Regions from separate parts of the Homo sapiens genome. Here regions 2 and 3 are each linked to region 1. A link is a contact called in ENCODE Hi-C data. All regions are on one chromosome and are shown on one strand. The core of a region is the stretch at or near the end of the contact, and the rest is flanking DNA. Distances in the headings are between cores, read along the strand shown. Region 1 holds the start of AMOT (angiomotin). Region 2 holds the start of TRPC5OS (TRPC5 opposite strand). Region 3 has its middle 130 kb from the start of XACT.

The links. Hi-C counts contacts between places; a loop is a spot of excess contacts on that map. Pooled maps may share reads with other maps.
Region 2: a loop to region 1 is called in a pooled map, with 1.9 times the contacts of the local background. The contact joins the promoter of TRPC5OS here to the promoter of AMOT in region 1. A Hi-C loop is called at or near these places in 2 of 37 single-sample maps with no recorded cell type and 9 of 50 pooled maps.
Region 3: a map with no recorded cell type shows a loop between it and region 1 (4-fold over the local background). The contact joins the enhancer-like site here to the promoter of AMOT in region 1. A Hi-C loop is called at or near these places in 16 of 37 single-sample maps with no recorded cell type and 5 of 50 pooled maps.

What each region holds. Positions count from the first base shown.
Region 1 is chrX:112,838,853-112,843,249 of GRCh38, forward strand. It overlaps AMOT (angiomotin), which reads right to left and starts at 1,979. Exons shown (of 14, transcript NM_001113490.2): 1 at 1,600-1,979. LOC107985651 (a long non-coding RNA gene) reads left to right here and starts at 2,874. Exons shown (of 3, transcript XR_001755993.2): 1 at 2,874-3,016. RefSeq lists a silencer at 2,485-2,824.
Region 2 is chrX:111,874,200-111,878,596 of GRCh38, forward strand. It overlaps TRPC5OS (TRPC5 opposite strand), which reads left to right and starts at 1,982. Exons shown (of 4, transcript NM_001195578.2): 1 at 1,982-2,074. All of the region lies in intron 3 of TRPC5 (transient receptor potential cation channel subfamily C member 5), which reads right to left.
Region 3 is chrX:113,745,511-113,749,907 of GRCh38, forward strand. No RefSeq gene overlaps it. Among named protein-coding and RNA genes, the nearest start is that of XACT, 130 kb to the left of the region's middle. Within about 2 kb of position 1,966, at least 2 of the 41 ENCODE cell types and tissues checked have a DNase peak (open chromatin) inside an H3K27ac peak, as active enhancers do.

The DNA of each region.
Region 1 (4,397 bases), core at 729-3,228:
AGTATGATGTAGTGCCAGAAAGTGTCTGTCAATGACGCCGGATAAACCCATACAGAATAGTTGGAACCTTAGTTATCATCTGTAAATAGAGGCAACTACTCTACAACCACCTGGCTGTTAAAATGTCCCAGGCCAGTTATAAAATGTAGTTTGGTCAGGCCAGCTTTTCCCTCCCAGCTGATCTGAAACAGGATAGCCTTTAAAATTGTCGCCCTTCTCTACCTTCCTACTTTCCTTTCACTCATTAAAATCAACCAAAGTTATTTTAAAATGTATGTTAATAATGTGTTCCCAAATAAGCAATGGGTTAAGGACATCTCAGTAATAAGTCTTTGAACACCATCACTTACAGGCTTGACGCACTTGTCCAATTGAAGATAGGTGGGAGATGGATGAAAATGTATACCACATCCAAAATGGCATTTCAAACTATTCTTAGCTACTAAATGAGGGTGCTGAAAGGTCTAACTGAGAAGGCTTCACAAAGGCTGGCCTGAGAAAGAACTTTTCACAAAGCCTAGCTCAAGGAGACTTAAATATCCTTAGCCCTTCATCATTGAAGATTATGGTGACTAATTATCTTCTTCTCTGAATGGGAGAAGAGGGTTATATTCATAAAAGTTTTAAACTGCCTCCCAACGTCCACTCTTCATGGCGGGGAGGGAGGAGAACTTCATGCACTAAACATCCCAGGTTGTTGAAAAGTTCGTTCTAAAACATACACTAGAGATTGAAAATGCTGTTTCTCACCAACTTTCTCTTTCCTTGCTCATTTAATTCTACTTAGTCCCTTTATGCAAATTATTATATTATTATTAGTGGCAATCTACCAGGAACTGCTCACAGTCTATTAAAGACTGTTATTTTCCCTCCCCCTTTTCTTTCTCTTCATTTTCACAAACCCATGAAGCCCATCTTACTGTTGAAGCACCAATGTGCAGTGGCCCAGGCTTGGACCCTCAAGACACCCTCAAGATCCCCCAAAACTATTTACTAACATCTTTGGATCTTCTAAAGCAGATAGGGGCAACTCCCTCCTCACCACCACTATCACTACCACCACAAGCACTACCACCACCACCACACATCTCAAAGAGTAGCCTTGTTTTAGATTACACAGACTTTAAAACTTCAAGAATTCACGGTCCTACCCCTCCTGCTCCCGCCTCAGGGAGTGTGAGTCCCCACCCCAAGCCTAAGCACTTAGCAGAAACCTATCTAGTTATCTGAGATAAGCACTGACATGCATGCTGGGCTAAATGTAGATTTCAGCTTCCCTCGGGTCTTTAGCTCCTCAATGTGATTAATTACCTAGAGACCCACAAGAACCCCAGGAGGTAAAGAAGTAAAAGTACCATCTAGTAGTGGTACCCACTAGCATCTCCTCACCGAAGTAGGACGGGAAAGCAGCGCACACTCTAACCGATTTAACTTGCTGCACATCCAAAAAAACTCATGGCGAGCTGCAAAGAAAGTAGAACACACGGGCATTCCCACACGCGCCTAGATCGATTCACTCACGCCGAGGGCACGACCAAGTTCATGCCACCATGGATTCCTGCCCCAGTTCCCCGCGAAAAGTAACCACGCGTCTCCTACCCCTGAAGGCAAAGAAGACAAGGTGACGACTCTCTGCTCGCTCAAGTGGCTTCGGTCCCGGGCCAGCGGCCAGGGATGGGCAGGGGGGAAGCCCCAACTCCCGGCTGCTCCCCTCCTCGCTGCTCCGTCCGGGCTCTCCTTGGTGGCAGCGGACAGGCAGGATACCGGGCCAGAGGGTGGAGCAGCGGATAGCCGGAGGCGAGACTGACTGGAGGTGGTGGTAGTTGAGGGGGAGGCGGAGAGAACTAAGAGAAGAGGAGGCGAAAGAGAGCGGAGATGGAGGAGTAATTCAGGGGGTCTACCAGTTTAGGCAGCCAGAAAGCTCCTCGGAAGGAAGGGGCGTGACTGCCAAGGCAGCTCCTGGGCAAAGGATGGGAGGTAGGGGAGGGGGACGAACGGGTGGCTTTTCTTCTTGCGGTGAGCGGCTAGGACCGCCCCGGAGCAGGGCGGCGGGAGGGGTGGACGAGGGAGGAAGGCGGAGTAGAGGGCGGGGAAAGAAGGGCGGGAGCCTGCCTGGACCCTGGAAGTGAGGAGTGAGGGGAGCGCGGAAGAGAGGCGGGGCCGGGGGGCGTGGAAGTTTCAAACAATTGAACCGCGGGGTCCGGGAGCTCGGGCGAAAGCAAGGGACCCTCGCTCTCGCCTTCCCACTAGAGGGGCACGACTCGGTTGCCGTAGCCGTGAGAGTCTGCGCGGGGACTGGCTGGGAAGAAGGAAAGGGTTTTGCAAAAGACTACAATAATAATCTGCGGCAACAGCGCGGCATAGACGCGTGGGAGAGCCAGTGCAGCTCCCCGCCCCACTGCGGGAGGAAGAAAAACAAATAATAGAAATGCTGAAAAGCAGCTTCCACCAAAGCCTGCTTAAAATAATGCAGGAAGGAGAAGCGCTCCTTCGTTTTCCTTCCCCTCTTGCTTCCTATTACCAGCAGGCCCCCACCCAGGTCACAGCTCTGCGAGACACCCTCCTTTCTTCCTCCGCTCCCCCGCCCCGGGCGCTTGCCCCCCTCCCGTTGGCGGGCCGCAGAAGCTGAGGGGCGAGGGAGGAGGGGTCGCGGGCGGCGCTCCGCGGAGGCTCCGCCCCTGGGCGGGCTGGGAGCGCCGGCCTGGGCGGAGCGCGTCCCTGAAGCGTAAGTCCCGCCCACCATTCTTTTGCAGCTACCGGTTGGCCCAGCCTGGCCTAGTATACGCTTGCGATTGGGCCCTGGAGTCGCCAGTCTGATCCCTTTGTCCCACCCGCCCTCAAAATTAATAAAACTAAACAAGAGGCTATTGTGTAGTTCTATGTTCTACCCCAGCTACTGCTGGCAAGAGAAAGATGAGACGCTTTATTTCTCAGTCTCATAAAAGAGTGCAACAGTGTGTCGGCCGACTCTGGTACGCCTTTATGTTTATGGCACTGTCCAGCTTTCTGCGAATAGGTAACTTTTCTTCCCCCTTAGTTTATTAAATCAGGAGGGGGGAAAGTACATGAAGTGTCATTGTGGTGTTCTGCTGACTGTGAAAAAAGCTGACATTGGTTAAAAACGAGAGGGTTGAGAACAGCATCCTGGGACACGGAAAATCTACCATTTTACATCTAGAAAAACGAAGGCACAAAGAAACAGTGTCAGGGTAGCAAAATAACATGGAATTTGGAACCAAAGGAAGAATTCATTTGGGGCCCTGGCACTTACTAGCTAATTGTATGACTTCTGTTAAGTGGCTTAACTTCTCAGCCTTAATTTTTCTACCTGTAAGTAAATGCTGTAAGACATGCCCTATTAACTTAAAGGCACTGGTATGAAAATAAAATGTGTGTGAAAACTATAAAGCACTCCACACATGTATGTGTTCCTACTTGTGTGTGAAACATAATGGAGAGTCTTAGATGTGTTAGAGGATCAATATTTTGCTCATCTGTTTTAAGCATTTACATCCAAGGTCGTGTAGGTTTTGTGGCTTTATTTTAAAAAGTCAACTCTTTTCCTACAATTTTGGGGGTGGATATGAAGTTGACTCCCTGCAGTTAGAATAATAAATTACCCCTTTTCTAAGCAGGGTGGGTGAGATTTCTTTTTTAAAGTTCTACAATTTCATGACAACTTAAAGCTATTGTGGTTCTGGTACTGAAAGAGGAAATCATGCTGTGTATCTCCGAAGTGAACTTAAGAAAACAAATATGAAGGAACATTTACCATGGAAACCACCATTCTCTACAGATCCATATTTCCTAGAAAACATTTCAAGTAGGAAGCAAGCCTAAATGTAAACGCCTTGACAGCGCAAGGCCATTATAATGGCTCATGCCAATGAAAGAGTGACATCCAATTCAAGCCTGCCTAATGGGAGCCATCTGGGGGGCCATGGATCAAGGCATGCAAGAGGAAGTGTGCTTAAAGGAAACACTATCACACAGTAAACAGGGGCTCAGAATCCAACTCTGCAGGAAAAGTAGTGGACTATTGCATGTCATGGAGTGTGCAGCATGCTCTGCTAGGAGCTGTGGAAAGATTCAGAAGCAGGAGTGTGCACAAAATGATTCTCGTTATGATTCTGTTTATGTATGAAGTGAGGTTATTTGGGTGATTTTTCATGGAGAAAGTGAGTTTTTGAATGTTCAAAATATGGAGACACCTGGTTTGTGAAGCAAGGAAAGGTTATTTCAGCCTTGTTATTTGGAGTGGACAGGAGAGCTAGATGTGGGGGGGCGGGTATATGCTGCAGGACTACTACCAATCACAGAGGCAAAAGGATATTTGTTAAAATCAATGCTGTCCAAGTGAAAAAAGTTAAACATGCACATGGAAGAATTCAGATAAA
Region 2 (4,397 bases), core at 732-3,231, 960 kb before region 1:
CTCATTCCTGAAGGGAACACCTAACAGATAATAACAAAATCAGATTCCTGTTCTACCATGATAGGGTTCCCAGTGCCTGACAAAAGCTATAATGAAGTCAAGAGACTTTCTTGCTAATGACTGCAACAGGAAACTAAACTCACAAGAGAACACAGTTCATGTAGCTGAAGGGAGAATCAAATTAGCTGGAATCCCGAGAGAGTAATTATTTCTGTGGAGTATCAAGACCGTAGGGGCCCTGGTAGCTTGATTTTAAAGAGAGTTGTAATTATTCTAATCCATGTCCTTTCTCCTTCCTTCTAGGGACCAGCATGTGGTGGGCTTTTAATAAAATGACTGTCTGAGAAGTTGACTATGTGCCAGACATGCCTTTAATCCTTAATCCTCATGATGACTCTATGAGGGTGGTATTGTTGCTGTTCTACCGCTGAAGAAACTGAGACACAGAGAGACTAAATGTTTTGTCTAGTAAGTGGTGAGAGCCAGGTTTTGAACCCAGGTCTATCTGAGTACACCACTAGTGCTCTAACTTGAGGTGATCAAACTATAGCCTCTGGGCTAAATCTAGCCCATTGCCTGCTTTTGTAAATGAAGTTTTATAGGAATACAGCCACATTCATTTGTTTATGTATTACCTGTGGTTGCTTTTATGCAGAGTTGAGTAATTACAACAGAGACCATAAGGTCAACAGTGTCTAAAATATTTGCTATGGGCCCTCTATAGAAAGAGTTCTGGGCCCTGCTGTAACCATAATACTACATAGTCTCTGGTATGTAGGCATTGGAGTAAGACAGACATGAGGTCCGACTCTGGCTTTGCCATTTATTAATAGTATGCCTTTGGACAAGTTCTTTTACTTCTCTGTGCCTCTGTATCCTCCTCTGTAAAATGAGAATAATAATACTGCTGATAGGGTAGCTATGAGGATTAAATGAGCTACTATTCATGAAAGGTTCTTAGCACAGTTCTGGTTGCCTGGCACATAGTAAACTCTTAAAAATGGTAGTTAAATTACTTGGAGTAGTAATGAGAACAGATAGAATGTGGCTGTGTGCCTGGCACATAGTGAATGTTCACTTAAATACCAAATACCTGTATTTGTCTGTTTCTTATTCTTGATGACATTTCTAGTGCCTTGAGTTGTTGAAGAAAAGACTGAAGTTTAGGGCCAGAGGTAGAAGTATGAGGATTAGCAGGACAGGGCAGTGAACAGGGTGGTTTTGGCCTGGAGGGGGACTGACAGCAGGGGATTCACTCTAGTATAAGCCATTAAAAGCTTTAAGCCAGAACCATATATGACCACAATGAAGTGTGTATGTGTAGGGCCCAGGAAGAAAGTCCCCAGTTCTGTGATGTTTTTCTTTTTTCTTTCTTTTTTTTTTTTTTTTTTTTTGGTGTCTTCAAAATCCTTCCCTTGTGTTGCACTTCAATGGACTCTGATTCCATTCTTTGATTAATGTGATGTTTTCTTAAAGATTGCAGTTTATGCTGACCTCCCCATTCTCCTAGTTCCTGCAGCAACTGTAGAAAAAAATAATGACTGTCAGATATACTTCTTTGTTCTTAGTTGGGCTTGGTTGATGCCTCTGATTAGATCCTCAACTCCTTTAGGGTAGCAACCATGGCTGTTCACATCTCCCAGGTTGAGGGAGAGGGAGGGTGTTAGTGCTATTAAACAAAGAAGGGATGTGTTTTTGTTTGTGGTGTGTGTGTGTGTGCATGTGTGTTTCTGACTGGGAAGTACCTAAAATGAAAGGATAATGAATTTCAGAGGCAAGGTCTTTGGGAGATAAATGAAACACAACAATGTTTCAATGTCCTATTAAGCTAGGGAGAAAAAAAAAAAAACTAGAAAAGACAAATGTGGCAAACAAAAACTGCAGGACCATAGTTGGAAGAGGTTTCTGAAGAGGTGGGAGCTATCTCTTAATTATGTAGACGGAAGAGGAGGTTACCTACCATGTGATGAAAATTCCTACCATTAGAGAGGTAAGCCTTTGGATTACAGCTCTGATGTTTCTGGTAGCCATCTTTTTCTAATATCTCTGTGAAGGTCAACCCCTGACTCCTAAGGTGAGTTGCTTCATAAACAATTTACCACTTGCAAGTCTATGAGAGAAGACAGAGGATAGGTAAGTTTTCCTGAGAGAGGAAAGGATGAGCTCTCTCTCCTCTAGGGAAAGCACTTGCCTTCTTCTCCTGGCAGTTTTTCATTTTTCATAATCTATATTGGGCACGCCGTACCCCTTATTCAAGTGGGATACATATTTCCTGTCACTGATATAAACATCGTTTATGTAAATTCTCTTTTTCCTTGCCAGTCTGAGATGGAAAGCCTATGGCTCTTGCAGCAGAGGTAATTAGGGAGTAGGGCCACAGATCAGTTAAGACCTAATGCCCTGAGGGAACCAGTGAATTCTCTCTCAAGTTTAGTTTCTGTTTAATATGACTTCCAGATGATTCTGTTTCATATGAATATCAAGGCTTTAATGAGTCTCTACCACCCAGAATTCCCTGGCAATATTTACTTTCCTTAACTGTGGTTATCATATACTTCTCTGAAGAAATGAAAAGATGCAAAACTGGAACCGACAAACTCAGTTCCTGGCTTCTCAAGGGTATGGTGGTGGTTTTTGTTTTGTTTTGATTTTCCCTTTCACTTAGAGCTCATATTAATACTCCGTGTATTTTAGTCATTCATAACAACATTTCTTAGGTGTCATATTGTGTAGTCATCATGCTCAAATGCCTGGGAGCCTGAGTTTAATGCTGTTCTCGGAGTTCATTCTGTAAAACTTCAATATTGATTAGAAAAATACTATCTATGGATGATCACATTTGTGTTTCAGAATGATCAATCTTTGCAGTTTGGAAGATGAATTGGCAAAAGGGATGGGAGTAGGGTGATAGCATGGCTGGAGGCAGGTGGACTGATTGAGTCTACTGTAATTGTATAGGTTAGAGGTAATAAAGACCTGAATTAGAGCAGTGGAAGTTGAAAGGAAGTGACGTTAAAGAAGATATTTTGGAGATAAAATTGACAATATCTAGCAATCAGTTGCATGAGTAGGTGGAAGGCAAAGAGGAGTTGAAGTTTATGCAGAAGGAGGATATCTCTGCTACAAAATGATGGAGAGGAATTAGGAGCTCATGAGGAAGAATGGGTTTGGAACAGACACTGTTGAGTTCATTTTAGTTGTGGTGACTTAGTGTTCTGGTTTGCTTGGGGTTGAGGGAATTCCGAGGACACGGAACTTTCAGTGCTAAAACTAGGTCCTGGGTAAACCTCAAGTTTAGGATATGTTGGATTTGAGGTATGTATGGATGGTGTTCAGCAGGTGATCAGGCAGGTAGTGTGGTGTGTAGGAAGGACATCAGAGTCAGAGTCAGAGGCACAGCTTGGGGAGTTGCCTATATAGAGATGATGGGTAAAACCATAGGAGTTGGTATAATAATTAAGGAAAAATGCATAGCATGAGATTGTAACTACTGCAAATCCTTTGTGGAATGAGAAGGGACATAAATGAATGAATAAAATAATTAAGAGGAAACGGTGAGAGAGAAAAAGGCAGCAGGCTGGAGGTGGTGGCACACCTACCTATGTAGGTTGGCTGTAAAAAGAAACCTGAGGCTGAGCCACGAGAGGTCAAAAGTGGACCAGAACACAATGATGATGTCATAGAAGTCAATAAAGAGCGAAATTTTTAAAAGATGAGGGTTGATGTAGATTAATATTTGAGGATAGATGATAGGTTCTGGTGATTAAGAAAAATAATTTTCTATGGAGTCCTGAAATCAGAATACAAGATACTGATAGAGAGTGGGAAGTAAAGAAGTATGGGCAGCAAGCTTAGATTCATCTTTCTGCCAGCAGTGAGGAGAAGGGAAAGAGTAGTAGCCTCCTTCAAACATCAGCTCAAGATCCAACTCTTCTTGGAAGTTTTCCTGAACTTCATATGCCTGCTGTTCTCCCCCTTCTATAATGTAAGCATATATCAAAATATCACATTGTATCCCATAAATAAATACAATTATGTCAATTAAAAATAAAATAAAATTTAAAAATGCTCCTATAATACCCAGAGGCTAGACCACACTGTAGAAAAAGAAAAAGAAAAAAAAAACTAAGTGATAAGTGATATACTGCATTATTTCCTGATTGCTTCAGTGTGATTGGCTGATCTCCCTGTTAGACTCTAAGCTTCCTTAGGGCAGAGACTATGGATTATTTAGTAAACCACAGTGCCCACAAGAAAGACCTTCAGAAATATTTGCTGGTTGTTAGGATGGAAAGATTCTTCAGGTCAGATTTTCTTAACTTGAACACTATTGGCTTTGGGAGCTGTATAATTCTTTATTCTTGGAGACTGTTCTGTGTACTGTAGGGTGTTTAGTA
Region 3 (4,397 bases), core at 716-3,215, 910 kb after region 1:
ATCCTCTTTGAGCCTTGAAGACTAGGTTCAATGGCCTATAAGTTATTCATTTGCTTCTTACTAGTTTTAGCATTTGTGATTGCAAAGAATAATTCATTAGTTGCATAATTACTACCAAAAATAAATTATTCAATATATATACCTAGAGAAATTTTCTTCATAAAAGGTTAATTCTGTGTATCTGTTAATTCATGCCCATCTCAGAAAGTATACTCTGTCTGTTTGAAAGGACCATTTTGAAGATTTAATGAATCTTAAAATCTTCTTAAGTTCCTGAATACATTATTGACCAATCAAAACTTTGCTGAAATGTCCACTTACCCTCTGATACACTTAGGTACTTATCATACTTCAACAGATCTGATTGATCAAGATTATAGCTGAGACTTGGCTAAAATATTGGCAGATGTTTCCTTATAAAAGTTCACTTCTGAAGACATTACAGTCTTAAAAAGCTGTCATTGATATTTGAAAGACTACCTTATATAAGTGATGTGCTATTCTGATTTAATTATGAAAGCAAATGGAAAGCTAAGGGGTTTATACTCTGGAATGTGAAATAATGGTGTTAAGCCATCATGTCTCAGTTTTTTGGATATAAAGGAGTAAAAGTTTGTCTTGTTAAGCATTAAATGAATGTCAAAAATATGGAAACAGAAATTGGAATTTGGGGTTTGTTTGCTGCACCAGGTGGACTCCAGCTATCAGAACCAATAAAACACCTGTTGAATCCTTTAGAATAGGCATGTTATACATTTGTTTTGACCATTGGGACATAAGAGGCAAATACGACAATCAGCAACTTCACTGAAGGCATCACCAAGTTACACACTCCTATGAATTCTTCATGTAAATCTAGAATAAAAATGAACAAATTCATAACTGTTCAAGGTATGCAGAATTTCCAGACTTCCACATTGTCTCTTATTTGGCCTATAATCATCTTAGAAATACTCATAAAGCTCTGAACAAGTACTACAGTATAAGCTTTGGGAAGAAAGTTGAAGGTTAAAGAGTGTGTGTCAAGCGAACGTGCAAAATAGGTATTGTACCATAGACACTCCTTTTCTCCTGCTAAAAACATCCTTTTTGTCTCTAGCCATTCAGTATCCTCATGTTCCCTCAGCTACATCTGTGATAATAAATAGTCTGATAAACTCATCCATTCCAAAAAATCACTGATGTGCTGTTCAAAGGAAATTTTTAGCTAAAGAGAATTACTGGACAAGTAATGATAAAACCTAATCATTGCTAATAAATATTATTGGAGCAACTAAAATGGTACAAAAAGACATTTGGAGTCAGGGACACATTCCTAGTATCCTTTAAATCACAGCATATTTTACTTCTATGTAACACTGAGCTTGTTTATTTTTCTATTTCTTTTTATTTATTAATGTCTATGTTCTATTTATCTGAACTCAGATTTGGTATCAGCAGCCGACCTAGGCTTTCCTTACCAAAATAAGTTAACACAGGTGAGTGTCCAGATACTCAAGATTTACATACCAGGTTCACACATTGCTAAATCTAAACTAATTTTCTTTTTATTCTATTTCAAACTCCACTACTGAGCCACCCAGTGAACTCCATGTTTCCATTACAAAGCCAGTACTAGTAGAAAAGCCGTGACCTGTAAGAAGAGCTCAAAATAATGGTGGAATAAAAGGGAAAAAATGTCAAAAGAATTCATTAGGTTATAATAAAGTTGTGTAATAAGGACATCACTAAAATTCCACAAGAAATTCTTACATAAGAACATTCAAGGAAACACCTGTACACTACCTTCCTATACTTGTTCTTATGAGAGAAATAGTGATCCATGATTTATAAATCCAATAGTACTTAATACAGTCAGAAAGTTGTATTTATCCCATTATTCCCTTTGTAACTTTTTAATTCTCTCACTGCCTCTATCAGCCCTCAGGGGATACCAGCTGTGTTTCAGGACCCATAAAGAACCTGATTAGAGAAACAGGATATGAGAAAGCTAATTATAGATGAAGGCAATTCAAACTACAAAATAGCTACAGGAAAGAAAACATTTGGCCAAGATGAATTTGGCAAAATGAAAAAGTGCACAGCCATCTTCTGCTAGGCCTATCCCTAGGTAAGAAGAAACTAGAACCCACCCCCGACTACCTGCAAAAGGAAAATTCTTTGGGAAAATATTTTTAAATGTGTTTTCTAAGTCACACACAGAGAGATATTGTAATTACCCAGAGGAAATCTGGTCACTCAACTTCCTGTTTCTTTCTTATCTTTCACTCACAAAGTTACATAAAGGTAGGTGGAACTATCCAACAATAAACCAGACTGATAATTATTACAGTGTGCTTAATGACAAGTAAAAAGTGCACTTGCTCTAAGTCAGAGCTGCCAACTTGAGAATAAAGAAAAGATCTGAAGACAAACATAATAACTCAGTGATTAGACTGAGGGCAATGATGCTATTGCCATGGAAACCATTGAAAAGTACCCAAAATGTATTGTAAATACCATCTCTTTGTTGTATTACTTATTTATTTGTCAAAAAGCTCTCTAATGTGTTCAATAATATTAATTGAGAAGAACAAATATTTTAAAGGTTATGTCTCAAAATATTTTGTAGCCAATATTCTATGAACAAAATAACATGAAAAATTGGCAACAGGATGGCAGTAAATTCCGAAGTTTGGAGGTATGCTTAATTGACTTTGGTTTTGCCTGGAATTTCTTGACAGAGATATTGTGCCCTGGCAATACAAACATGCCTTATATATAACATGAAATAGTCTCTATGATTTGCATGTGCCAACATAGTATTTTCTAATGTCATTTAATTGCTTTTTTTTTTTTTTTTTTTTGAGACGGAGTCTCTCTCTGTCCCCAGGATGGAGTGCAGTGGCACTATCTCGGCTCACTGCAAGCTCCACCTCCTGGGTTCACACCATTCTCCTGCCTCAGCCTCCTGAGTAGCTGGGACTACAGGTGCCCGCCACCATGCCTGGCTAATTTTTTGTATTTTTAGTAGAGACGGGGTTTCACCGTGTTAGGCAGGATGGTCTCCATCTCCTGACCTCGTGATCCGCCCACCTCGGCCTCCCAAAGTGCTGGGATTACAGGCGTGAGCCCCCGCGCCTGGCATTTAATTGCATTTTTAACATTTCATACCATCGGCCTCCTTTCTTCTGTTTCTAAACAGAATGAACGTCCTAAAACAAGAAAATTAAGCAAGATATCTTCTGTTGCACAACCTGTTTTTGTTCATTACCAATTTAAATTAACTTGACAATCATTGAATAATCCCAACAAAGTGGTATTAGGTGCTGAAATAGCAATGGTGCTATTTAAAATTCATAGATGATGACACACAGTAAGTACTAAATAAATATTTTGGAATGAATGAATCTATTATTAAAAGTCCCACAATTAAAACATCTTTTCACAAATTCCAAATCTGCTCTTCTAGATCCATGAACCAACCAAGATTTTTTTTTTTCTTTTGGTCTATTTCACTACTCCAATTTATAAACAGACATGAAAACCCCAAACAGCTTTCCTCTCTTTCCCTAGGAGGGCACCTATCACAAATATCAAGGATTTTATTTGATTTTCACATTATGCCAAAGTAACACCAATAGCTTAGACTCAGAATTTCTACCTAACTTTAGTTGCACATAATGTCTCTTCCTGTCTTAGAGAAAAAAGATCGATGTCAGTATTGATTCACTTAACACTAAGGCCTGACAACATAACGTAATTGTAAAATAGCCTCTCCATCATTTCAACAAATTGGAGAGAAACATCTTCAAAAACACAGTTCATGAACACATTTAGGAACTCTATAAAAGAGGCACATATGTGTGGAGACAATTTTTGGAACTACAATTTTGTGATTCCATGGAAAAAATAGCTAAACTACGTTTCAACACTTGCAATTTTTAAATAATTACAGTTCCCACCTGTGTGCTAAGATTTCTGGTTGTAAAAATGTGGATGCTGGCTTATTCTGCAACAAAACTGAAACATAATAATGAGGACAATGGATTCTACTTCTAGGATTCCCCTCCCTTAGGGATTACAACTTCTTTTCAATGGTTCACTCCATTAATCCTTATACCATCCATCCAAGTTGGGCAGGAGGTAACCATATCATCCTGGTTCTATACACAGAGGAACTGATCTGCTGAAAGATTAAGTGATTTGCTTGCAATCAGACAATGAGCCAGAAATGGAGTGGGGCAAAGGAACATGGTGTGACAAAAAAGACTAAGGATAAAAAGCAATAAGGAAAGTAGGGAACCTGGTGTACTAGTCAACCCATTGCACTCAATTGGAGTTCTAAATGTATAACCAAACCACAGAAAAAAGAAAAAAAAAGTAATATTTGATGGAGAAGCAGTGCAAGAAGGTCT